2 separate regions of the Homo sapiens genome follow, and region 2 is linked to region 1. Evidence: read pairs that join two places in POLR2A ChIA-PET (ENCODE). Cell type or tissue: PC-9. All regions are shown on one strand. Links, peaks and the distances in the headings refer to the core of each region. The heading gives the core; the rest is flanking DNA. Region 1 has its middle 31 kb from the start of LINC02943. Region 2 overlaps LOC107985480 (a long non-coding RNA gene).

Region 1 (5,375 bases), core at 297-5,296:
TATTTTTCTCAGCCAGATTTTCTGGCTGAACCAAAGCTTTCCTGAGAAAAGGAGGAGAAGGAGGATGGGTTCCATGTGCCTGGAAACATTATCATTCTTTCCAGTTGCCCATCTTTAGCCCAGGGTTACTTTTTATTCTTTCTTGAGAAAAAAATATTCCAGGAACCAAAAAAAACAAAAACAAACACAAAAAAACATAGTTAAATTTTATCCTCTGAACAACGGGCAGGGGGGAGTCAATGTCATTTTTCTCCGGGAATGAATGACAGGAGGTTTTCTCATCTTAAAGCAGTGCTGTGCTGGCAAACCAGCTCTCTGGGAGGAAAAACAAAATCTTCATTTGTAGCATTTGCCAATTTCCAAAGTGTAAATAATCCCACCATGGCTAATTTGAAGTTCTCAGTCATTTAACAACCAGATCTCAAAATTTCCAAATATTCAACAATCCTTTCTCAGAAACTAGCTTCAACTTACCACTCTCTTGAAGCAAATTATTATTATTGCCCATGACATGTTTTATTTATCCAATATATAAAAATAACTTTACCTGGCATTGGAATGCAAGAGAAAAGACAAATGACAGAAAGGGGCTCTGCCATTCAGAATCCTACAATTGAACAGGCAGGGAAAATACACAGTAAAGGCCTCTGAGAACACAGCTGCATATACTACATCTGTTTGGAGAATTCTCCTCTCTTCTGGGCACAGCCTCTTAAGACAGCCCAGATAATGCCAGGCATTGAAATGGCACTGTGATAGTGGAGGGGGTCAAGCGTTAGTATGGACAGAGGTAATGTGGATGGACAGGAAGGTTCTTATACATCTATAAGAATGTCACTTGGAATAAGAGTTAGGAGTTACTTTTTTTTGCTCCAAAGCTAACAACTAGGTCTGCCGGATATAAGACATAAGGAAGCTGATTTCTGCTCAACATAAGAAAAATGTTTCTGTTTTTTTGTTTTGAGACAGAGCCTTGCTCTGTTGCCCAGGCTGGAGAGCAATGGTGCCATCTCAGCTCACTGCAACCTCCACCTCCCAGGTTTAAGCGATTCTCCTGCCTCAGCCTCCCAAGTAGCTGGGATTACAGTCGCCCACCACCATGCCCGGCTAATTTTTATATTTTTAGTAGAGGTGGATTTCACCATGTTGGCCAGGCTGGTCTCAAACTCCTGACCTCAAATTATCCACCCACCTCAGCCTCCCAGAGTGCTGGGATTACCATCATAAGCCACCACACCCGGCCAAGAAAAACTTTTCCAGAAAAAAAAAGTTGTGCTGTCAGAGGAGATAAGACCATGAGAAGAAAAATAACCTCTTACAACATTTCTACCAGTTGATACTATTTCTTACATATCCTTTTGTCCAATTCTCACAATGACCTCATGGTACAGGTACTGGCCACTCCTTTATAGTGAAGAAACTGAGGCACAGGGAAGGCAAAAAACTAACTTCTCTGAGGTCTTCTACAGCAGGAGCAGGACTCAAACTAGGTCTCCTCATTCAGGTAGGATTTTTTCCCTCTCTCAAAATGATTCAGAATATGCCCTGAATTTCAGCGTGTTCCTTGAAAGAGGAACGCCTGGTTACGGAAACTGAAGTGCATTCTGCCAGTAGCACCCGGGCCAGGCACTGCACTGGGGGATTGAACTGGACACAGGAAACCACTCTGTGCTACTTTAGGTTTCTAGATAAGGGCCCGGTGTAAATAAAAGAGTGTTCTCCTGAAGATGGTCATATTGACCTGGCTAATTTCTGAGAGGGACATTAAGAGTCAGTAAGGGACGTGCATAAACCACCTTGGACGCACTATGATAGGCACAAGAAGGAACAGATGAGTCTACCAGAGATGGCTTGGAACAAGTTTATCCCACTCCTAGGAAAATGTCATGGCAAATACTCTGTATATTCAGCTAAAATTCATCAAAAATGAAAGTCATTGACAAAGATCTTAGAACACAGCTCTCAGGGGAACAATGATTTCTTCTGTAGGGGATCATTAAGGGTCATTGCAGATTCAAGAAGTTTCCAGAATAAGGCAAACATTCCTTCAACACAGACAGGGTCCATCACAGACCACTCAGCCACCTGCATCCCAAGCTTTGCACATAACCCAGGACACAGTGAGACCAGACGCTGGGCTTGGACATTGAATGCACTGAATGCATTCTCATGAGTCACTATTGCTTCATAGATATAAATTGCCCTCTGCAGACCATAAGACCTGAACACGAGAAGACTGTTCAGGTAGTGTTTTTTAGCTGCCAAAGGCACCCCCAGGAGGGATAACAGAGCAGATGTCAGATGCCCCCACGAGTGAACCCTGAACCCAAGACGCACCAGGCCAGCTCAGCCATGTGGTCATTTCCACAGGTCTCTCCTCCCCTCCCCACACTGCCGACCCCCCTGTGTGTGCTGGGAGGCACAGCCCCCCTTGGGAGGTTGACATTCCAAGTCAGTGAGTACCACAGCCAAGCTTGCCAACCTCAGCACAGCCCCCTGCCAGGGAACTGTCATTCTAAACACCATGCTTGGGATGGGACCTCCTGCTGGGGCCTGCCCCTGTGCTCCACCCGCAGCCTGTGAGGTAGTGTTTCTACCCAAGGGTTGAGTGTTCAATGAGTGTCTTGTCCTTTCAACAATAGCAGACGTGTTACCCTGCAGCTTGGGGAGCTCTGGGCCCTTCGTGAGTGGAAAATGAAACCTCACTGTGAAGGTATTGAATGGCCTCCAAATAACACGGCAGGACCAGCCCAGAAAGCCAGAGTGTTTTCTGTGCACACGTCGTGTGACCCACAACCAGCTCCCAGGGGAAGTGAGAAACCCATACCACACTTTGCCCCGGAATGATGTTTTCCATCTCTCTGGTTTTGGGCATCTGGAGATGATCCCTCTGGTGCCTTGCTCGCTGAGGACAGTGCAGCAGGAATGAGCCACCCATGCAGGCCAATATGCCATCAATCAACGTCAATATTATTCCTAAGTCTCCACCCCCACCAGGAGTGGTGCGTTCCAGCCCCTGCGGAGGCAGCAGAGCTGTCAGAACATTGTCAGGCTTTGTGGGGAGTTGTGGCAGCTTTCTACAAGCCTTACCCCAACCCTGGACTCCAGCAGGGCTGCACCGCATGTTTCCTGAGGATGTCTCAGAAGAGTTCAGTGCCTCTCCTGCAAGGAGCTTGACCTGGGCTCAAGATGCTGCGACCTCAACCCTCCAGGTCCAGGCTCAACAGCCCAGCACTGGAGCTGACTGTGGATTTTTCATGCATAGCACAGCTTCACGAGGACCTCTGGGCCCCTCACGCACAACAGCCCACCCAGGGTCTTTCCTGCTCCCAACTCTCTTGGAGGCCCATGCCAAAGACAAGGGCTGGGGATGAAGGACAGAGGCCAGGAGCGCCTCCCCACCACACACCACATTAGGCCTAATGGAATCTCCTCCTCCTTCTCCAAGTTATCTTCTCTTCCATGCAGCTTTTCCCAGTCCCCAGAGTCACTGGTCCTTGGGCCACTGCATACTTCCAGTGCAATTATGCATTTATTGCATTTGACTTTTTTTAGTAGTTACTGGTTGCAATGGTTGATTTTATATGTCAACTTGGCTAGGCCGTGGTGACCAGTTGTTAGGTCAAACACCAGTCTAGACGTTACTGTGAAGATATGTTTTAGATGGGATTAACATTTAAGTCAACAGGCTTTGAGTAAAGCAAATTACCCTCCATAATGAGAGTGGGCCTCATTCAATCCATTGAAGGTCATAAGAGAAAAGATGGAGGTCCCTGGAGGAAGACGGAATTCTGCCAGGCAATCATCTTCAGACATCAACTCTTCCCTGGCTCTCCAGCCAATGGGCCTGCCCTGAAGATTTCAGACTTGCCAGCTCTCATAATTGCATGATCCAATTCGTTAAAAGAGAGAGAGAGAGAAAGGAGAGAGATATCCTATTTGTTCTGTTTCTCTGGAACACCCTAATATGCTGGTAGACATATGGGCTCCCCAAATGGATTGTAAGTCATGCAGAGGCCGAAACTGAGTTTCCTCCACTTCCATGACCCCAGCAGTGCCTAGCCCATAGCCAGCCACAGAATGGACCCTCAGTAAACGCATGCTGAGTGGACAGCACATGGTCTAGGCCGGGAAGGGGTGAGGTGTAGGAAGCAGGGAAGTGCAGAGGTGCACACCCTGAATGTGAGGGCCTCCTTGAGTTTGCAGCCCAGGTCCCGGGCCCTGCCCGTGTGGTCTGCAGGGAGAAGTCATTGGTCTACATGCAATGACCCTGCCGGCCTCTGGGACTCACACTCCGCAAGCTCAAGGGCCTGGTTGGCACCACGGAAAAATCTTGAAGCGCTCACTTGGCGTGAACAAGGTCTGGGGTTCATGAGAATCAGAACCTTCCAGAACCCTGGGCTGTGCACTGTTATGCTGAAAGGCTGGTGCTCATTTTGGACCGTCAAGCGCAGCCATGAGCAGAAGGAATCCCTCCGAGCATCGTGCCCAGATGGCGGCTCAGCCTTTCCCTTGTAACGCGTGGCCCAGAGGAAGGGGCCGGCGTTGTTCTGCCACAGGGCTGTTCTGCCACAGGGCTGCTCCCCCAGGAAGCCCTAAATGTGCAGACTGTGTGGGAGGAAACAGCCCCCTTGGATTACTGGGCTATAAAACTTCAAATGCATGAAGACTTTGGGTGGTGATCAAAACCCCAGCGCACCCCAGGACCCCACCATGCAAAGCTCGCCCCACCAGATAGTCCCTGAAGGTCCTTGTTTGTCAATACACAGCCCCTGGCTGGGCCTCACATCGGCCCAGATCCTTCCTGGAGCTTTGGTTTTTCTTGAATCCTCAGCAGTCCCCACCCTGCTGCTGTTAGGACAGAACCGCCAAGTCAGGAGCAACAGATAAAAGGGCTTCCCCTGCCCTGGTCCCTGCGCTACAGTGTAGGCTGAGCCAGCCTCATGGCCTGTGCAGCATGTCAAAGACAGCATCCCCATTTCGCCCTGCCCTCCCCTCAGCACCACAAAATACACAAGGCCCAGAAGAGGAGTCCAAATGCCTTCTCGCTGTCCCATGTTCACACGGACGCTGCTTAAGGATTTAAGTACATCTCAGAACACAAGAAGCCATGAGTGAGACTCTTGCTTTGTTCAAAAAGCTGTGTGATGTCCACACAAAACGGAAAACAAGTACGGGCTGCCAGCTCCCTGACAGGGACCCCCTCCCCATCCACGGAGATAAAACAAGCAATCACAGAAGTGGCTGGACCTACGAGCCTCTTCATCAGCTGACAAAATAGCTCTGAGGAACCCAGGAGCGTCACTGGGTGTATTGGGCCATTCTTGCATTGCTATAAAGAAATACCTAAGGTTGCATCATTTATAAAGAACAGG
Region 2 (5,375 bases), core at 329-5,328, 330 kb before region 1:
ACAATTGCCCAAGTGCAGTAGCTCACACCTTCAACCCCAGCACTTTGGGAGCCTGAGGCAAACAAATCGCTTGAGCCCGGGAGTTCAAGAGCAGCCTGGGCAACATGGCAAACCCCACCTCTAAAAAAATACAAAAATTAGCCTGGCATAGTGGCATGCACCTGTAGTCCCAGCTTCTCGGGAGGTTGAGGTAAGAGGATGGCTTGAGCCTGGGAGGTCAAGGCTGTAGTGAGCCATGTTCATACGACTGAACTCCAGCCTGGGTGGCAAAGGGAGACCCTGTCTTAAAACAAACAACAACAAAAAACAGTCTCTATTTACATAACATAAAGAAGCCCTTTGGAGAAGGTAGAAACAGACTTTGCTGCCCTCTCTGAGCAAACATTGTCTCATTAATCCTCCCCACAACCCAACAAGGAGGTTTGACCTACTGAGTTCCATTTTAGGAGATAAGAAGCCGTTGTATGCCTCAGTTGGCTACCCAGTCTAGGGGCAGTAAGCCCCCACTTGCTATAATAGGTTGTGATTGTCTGATGTATTAAACTGAACTTTAAAAAGTCATTTCTATTTCGCTACACAGCAGTGGGGCAGCGCAGAAACAAGGAAATTATATCTTCTGCTTCGACTGTTTTTCATTTTTACTTTGTGTTTCTAGATTCTCAAACTTCCATCACTCTAACAGATTCTCAAATTAGAGGAGAAAACAATCTTACTTTACATAAAAACACCAAATTGATCCTTTATGGATGCAGTGTGGTCAATGACAGCATTTGTTTTCCCAGCATAGATTGTGCTGATGCATTGTGTATGTGGCCTGGTCTGTAGCCTGTGTGATTGACAGATGATTGAGAGACAGAGAGAGAGAGAGATTGTCAGGAGGCTTAATGATCCTCACAACACAACTGGGGTAGGTGCTGTGGCCCCCACATTACAGCCGAGGCCCAGAGAGAGTCAGTAGCTCACCCAAGGTCACACAGCTTGTGAACAGCAGAGCCATAATTTGATCAATGCTGCTAGGCTGCCTGTCAAAATACACCCAAAACAAAACTTACTTTTTGTATAGCATGAGCTTTTAATTCTATGGGTTGCTGTTGCATTGAATTATGCCCTAGTGTAACACAAACTAAAATATCCAGTTGCAAAATTAAATAATAAATAAATAATGGGTCTGCGTGCTGTTTATCAGTCCAAATGTGGCTGCATTTTTTGGCCAACTATGTCTTTTAAGATTACATCCTAACATTAAGTTTTTGTTGGTTTCTAATCCCAGCTTTGGCAGTTTTGGACAAAAGCTATGGGCATAATATCCTCTTGGCCCTCCAGGCAGGGGCGCTGCAGATTCTGGGCTGGGGGTCAGTGGGGGCAGCTTACAAAATGTTTTTCTGTGAGGGCCTCGGCTGAAATAGAGGGGAACACTGCTGAGCTCTGGCCTCTGTGTCTGTATCTTGACTGACTTTTTAAATTTTTTTTTCTGAAATTTCTGTGTGGCCTGACAAGTCCGAGACTACCACAAAGTGGCCACAAAATTTGTTTAAATGTTGTCTGTCAAGTTGGAAATTTTATTTTAAAATTCATGGTGCAATGGCATTATAATAAACCTTATTTTTCCTTCTGCAGTCTGTTTCTGGATGCTGGCAGTCATTCAGAAACATTTGCTGAGCACCTCGTACCTGCTGAATGAACCCACGTGAAGGGGAGCCAGGAGTGCGGATCATTAAAAAGCCTGTACTTTCTCAGTCCCCATTTGACACCACAGAGAGAAAATGCATGCTCCTGATTTGGGTAGATCTAGAATGTTCTTATGAATATGGTAGGTGGAGCAAGGGATCCAGGTTCTTATGATACATGATAAGAAAGGCCCTAGCTTGGTCAGACACAAATAAAAGCCAAGCTTTTCATCTAAACTCCCTTGCACCATCACCCCCTTACCAACCAGTACAGAGAGCTTAACATCTCTATACCAGATAGTGAATGTTTCTAATAAGAATGGCAAATTCTTATTGTGAGAGAGATAAGGGCATTCAAGTGTTAATTCAAGAGAAATATGTATATGGTTCTTTAAATGATTTATTTACTAACAGCATTAAGTATGGTGTAAAGGAATTTACATACCCTAATTCTCGTCTATATATTTTTTTGGATTTTAAAATGACAACTTGTCTAAGTTCGCATTAGTATTAAGCCCTAACATGAGACAGTATTTATAGCATAAGATTTTTGCCACCTATTTTTAATTGTAGCGCTGTTTTATCAATAAGATCAATTAAAGAGTTGAACATTTGAAAAGAAGAAACATGAAAATGAATTTCTAACTGTACGGTATTGAATACATGAAAGTTCTCTTAAACTTAGTCCAGAGTCTCAATAAACATGGTAAGTATGTAATAATTCACATTTACAACCGCCATAAAAACTCTATCAACCAAATTATTTTATGACGTCAAAATTATCTGAAAAAAATTGAGGAACTAAAATTTTTAAAAATAGGTTCTCAGTTAGAGCTGTCTATTAAAAGGATAAATTTTAAACTCTCCGGAGCTGGCCTTCCTGGTTCCAGGAGCAGCCTGTTGGCCTTCTCTCGCAAAGCTCAGTTCCTTTCCTCCATTCCAGAAGACCCTCAAGCCTGTCCCATGCACCTGGTTTTACATTTTTAAATGTTAAAAGGAAGACCACCGTGAAAGATTGGCATGTTAATAGTAGGCTAAGGCGACAGGTGCTGGGGCTCCGGCTTAGAGATCCCCACAGATTCCATGCTCCCAGGGCTGGCTGCAGCCATCTGCCCCCACCCACCCCCACCCGGCCCAGCCCTCCCCTCCTGGAGGTGGAATCGTGGCTTGCACAATCCCCTCTGGGCCCCTGGGGGAGGCGCACCATATTGATTTTTTGGACTTCGTTTCTGTGTGTCTCACCAGTCTTTGCCCGGCACAGTGACTCACTGGCGTCCCTTTCAGGACTTTCTCCCGCCTGATAACATCTAAATGACTCATGCCTACACCACCTGGAGAGCTCAGGGAAGGCACGGTTTGTTCAGGCCACCCTCACTCCAAGGGCCAGCCCTTTTTTGGAATAGAAACTAAAAGTTGGTAGCTTCCATTTGTAGTTCCATCTAACAGAAGAGCCGACCCACTCACATTAGCTGGCTCACGACTAAGGCAACCAATGCCTCCCAGAACATAGACTCAACTGGCAACCCCGGCACTGAAGGTCAAGGTGAGTCAAAGACACTCATGCAGAAGGGTGGATGCTCTTCCAAGTGTGACTGGCTGGCCTGCACGGCTCACTGCCTCCCCTCCTCCCGTCAAGATGCAGCTTCAGTTTAAACCACCTTCGTTCCATTCATCAAAGAGGAATATTTACTGTTATTGTAATGACTCTTCTCACAGTACACAAGGCTACACCTGAAACACACAGGCCTTTCAGAAAGCACAAAGGAGCATTGTGCAAGCCCCTGCCCAGTGAGATGGATGGGGGCGTAGACACGCCAGTTAACAGCCGGGCTTTGCAGGCCAGCAAGACTTATCTGTGGCCGCACCATGGCCACTGAGCTTGTACCTTTCTTCTTTTAAAAATTGCTCCTTCATTATAAGCAGAGTTAAATACCTGCACATGTGATTTGTGTTGAAATAATAAAGCAACAAACACACATCAAGCTGAGGAGAGAATCTTGGCTAAGGTAGGAAGTCGTGGGTCTGGTCTCAGTCTGTGCTGCTGACCAACTGTAAGAACTCAGAACTCACTGTCCACTCAGGACCACAGTGTCTCATCTGAAAGGACGAGGAGACTGGAACACACCAGAGCCATGGTTCTCAATGTGTGGTCCAGAGGCCCTCGGGGGTCCCTGAGCCTCTTTCTGGGGATCTGTGAGGTCAAAACTACTTTCACAAGTATGGTTTGCCTTTTTCACTCTCACTCTCTCATGCTTGAACAATGGAATCTTCTAAAGGCTTCCTGACACGTGATGCTACAATGGATGGAATCCAGAGGTGGATAGGAGAAGCCAGCTGCCTTCTATTAAACCAGAAATGAAGAACATTTGCAGAAATGTACAACAATGCCATGCTTCCCATTAATTATTTTGTTCTTGCTTTAGAATATGTCACTTTTCATTGAAAAATGTTACTCATGATTTTATGTAAAAGGTTTATTGTTGTTACTTTTAAATACATATTTTAAGTGTTTTTTAGTTTTGATTTCTAATATGGCAAAAATTGGTAAAATCACATACACAAGGGCTTTTGGGGATCCTCAAAACTTTTTAAGAGTGTAAAGGGATCCAGAGACCAAAAGTTTGATAACCACTAACCAAAAACTTTGACAACCATCATCTTGAAGGGTCCTTGGACTTTCTGGAATTTGGATCTCCCTTGCCTTGTTCAGTTTTCTCTCTTTTTAGCCATCTCGTACTTACTGCCATTTCAGTTCCTATGTACCTGACTTATTAATTATGCTTATTGTTTACCATGTGTGTTCCCCTCCCATATAAACTCCATGAGGACTGAGATATTTGTCCATGATGTTCATCAGTGCATCCCAGGCTGCCTAGAACTGGGCCTGGCCCTTAGCAGGCACTTGTTTTTGGATGGGAGGGAGGAGAAGGGAGGGGAGAGGGCAAGTTCTTTCAGTGTCTGTATAATGGACAGAGCAAGGTGTACCACCTCGGTGTGATAGAAGAGATGGAGACAGGAGAAAGGAAGCTCTGCACAGGATCACGTGGTAGGTGGCAAAGTCAGGGCTCCATCACAGCTTCTGTTGTCACATGACTCTGTTATCTGACCCTTTAAGGCAGCCCCTTCTGCTCCAACAGAGCTTCAGGGTAACTGAGTGCCCCGCAATTGGTGTTAGCAGAGAATCTGTGTCCAGTTGATCCCTAAAAGTTTGAGGAACACTCATTCCCCAGTGCATAAGTTCCTGATAAATGACCTCATAAATAAATGACCTCCCTTTGTAGGAGGTTGGCTGGAAGGCTCAGATGCACATGGCTGCTGGAAGTGAGGTCCTCCCACAAGAGAACCAACACGTCCTTCAAGGGTCTCGGGGTCTGTGAACAGACATGGACATCAGGATTGGTTGAGGGGCTTCCAGGTTCAATCCTGGTGGCACAGGTGAGGCCCATTCACCAGACCAGAGTGTCGCCAGCCATCCATAGCAGGTGTGCTCTTTGTGGCTGCCTATGGCTTTTAGTCCTGAAAAGCTCAGGTTTAAGTAGCCAGGAGCACAACCCAGGCCTTGCTGCTGCTTCTGGACATCTCTGGGAGTGAAAAGGGAGTTCTATGCTCAGCCACCTGAGTTTGTGGAGCTCGTTTCAATCTCAGTCTCTCCCATCAGCCTCCTGGTGACTCCTCTAAGAGGTCTCAGTGCTTCCTTCACCCTCAATA

Evidence for each region. ChIA-PET counts read pairs that join two places held together with the same protein. Peaks named below come from ENCODE experiments on the same cell type or tissue, not always from the same donor. Only the 100,000 strongest peaks of a DNase experiment are listed, where the experiment ranks them.
Region 2: POLR2A ChIA-PET joins it to region 1 with 5 read pairs; 4 of 35 experiments call an interaction of 5 or more read pairs at or near these places.

What each region holds. Positions count from the first base shown.
Region 1 is chr21:39,112,778-39,118,152 of GRCh38, forward strand. No RefSeq gene overlaps it. Among named protein-coding and RNA genes, the nearest start is that of LINC02943, 31 kb to the left of the region's middle. In PC-9, for the core only: no CTCF peak of the experiment used is centred there; no DNase peak of the experiment used is centred there.
Region 2 is chr21:38,784,740-38,790,114 of GRCh38, forward strand. LOC107985480 (a long non-coding RNA gene) reads left to right here. Exons shown (of 3, transcript XR_001755102.2): 2 at 1,618-1,810; 3 at 2,913-4,399. Among named protein-coding and RNA genes, the nearest start is that of LINC00114, 14 kb to the left of the region's middle. RefSeq lists enhancers at 2,398-3,597, 3,312-3,401. In PC-9, for the core only: no CTCF peak of the experiment used is centred there; DNase peaks (open chromatin) are centred at 2,972 and 3,362; H3K4me3 peaks cover 1,204 bases; H3K27ac peaks cover 3,233 bases.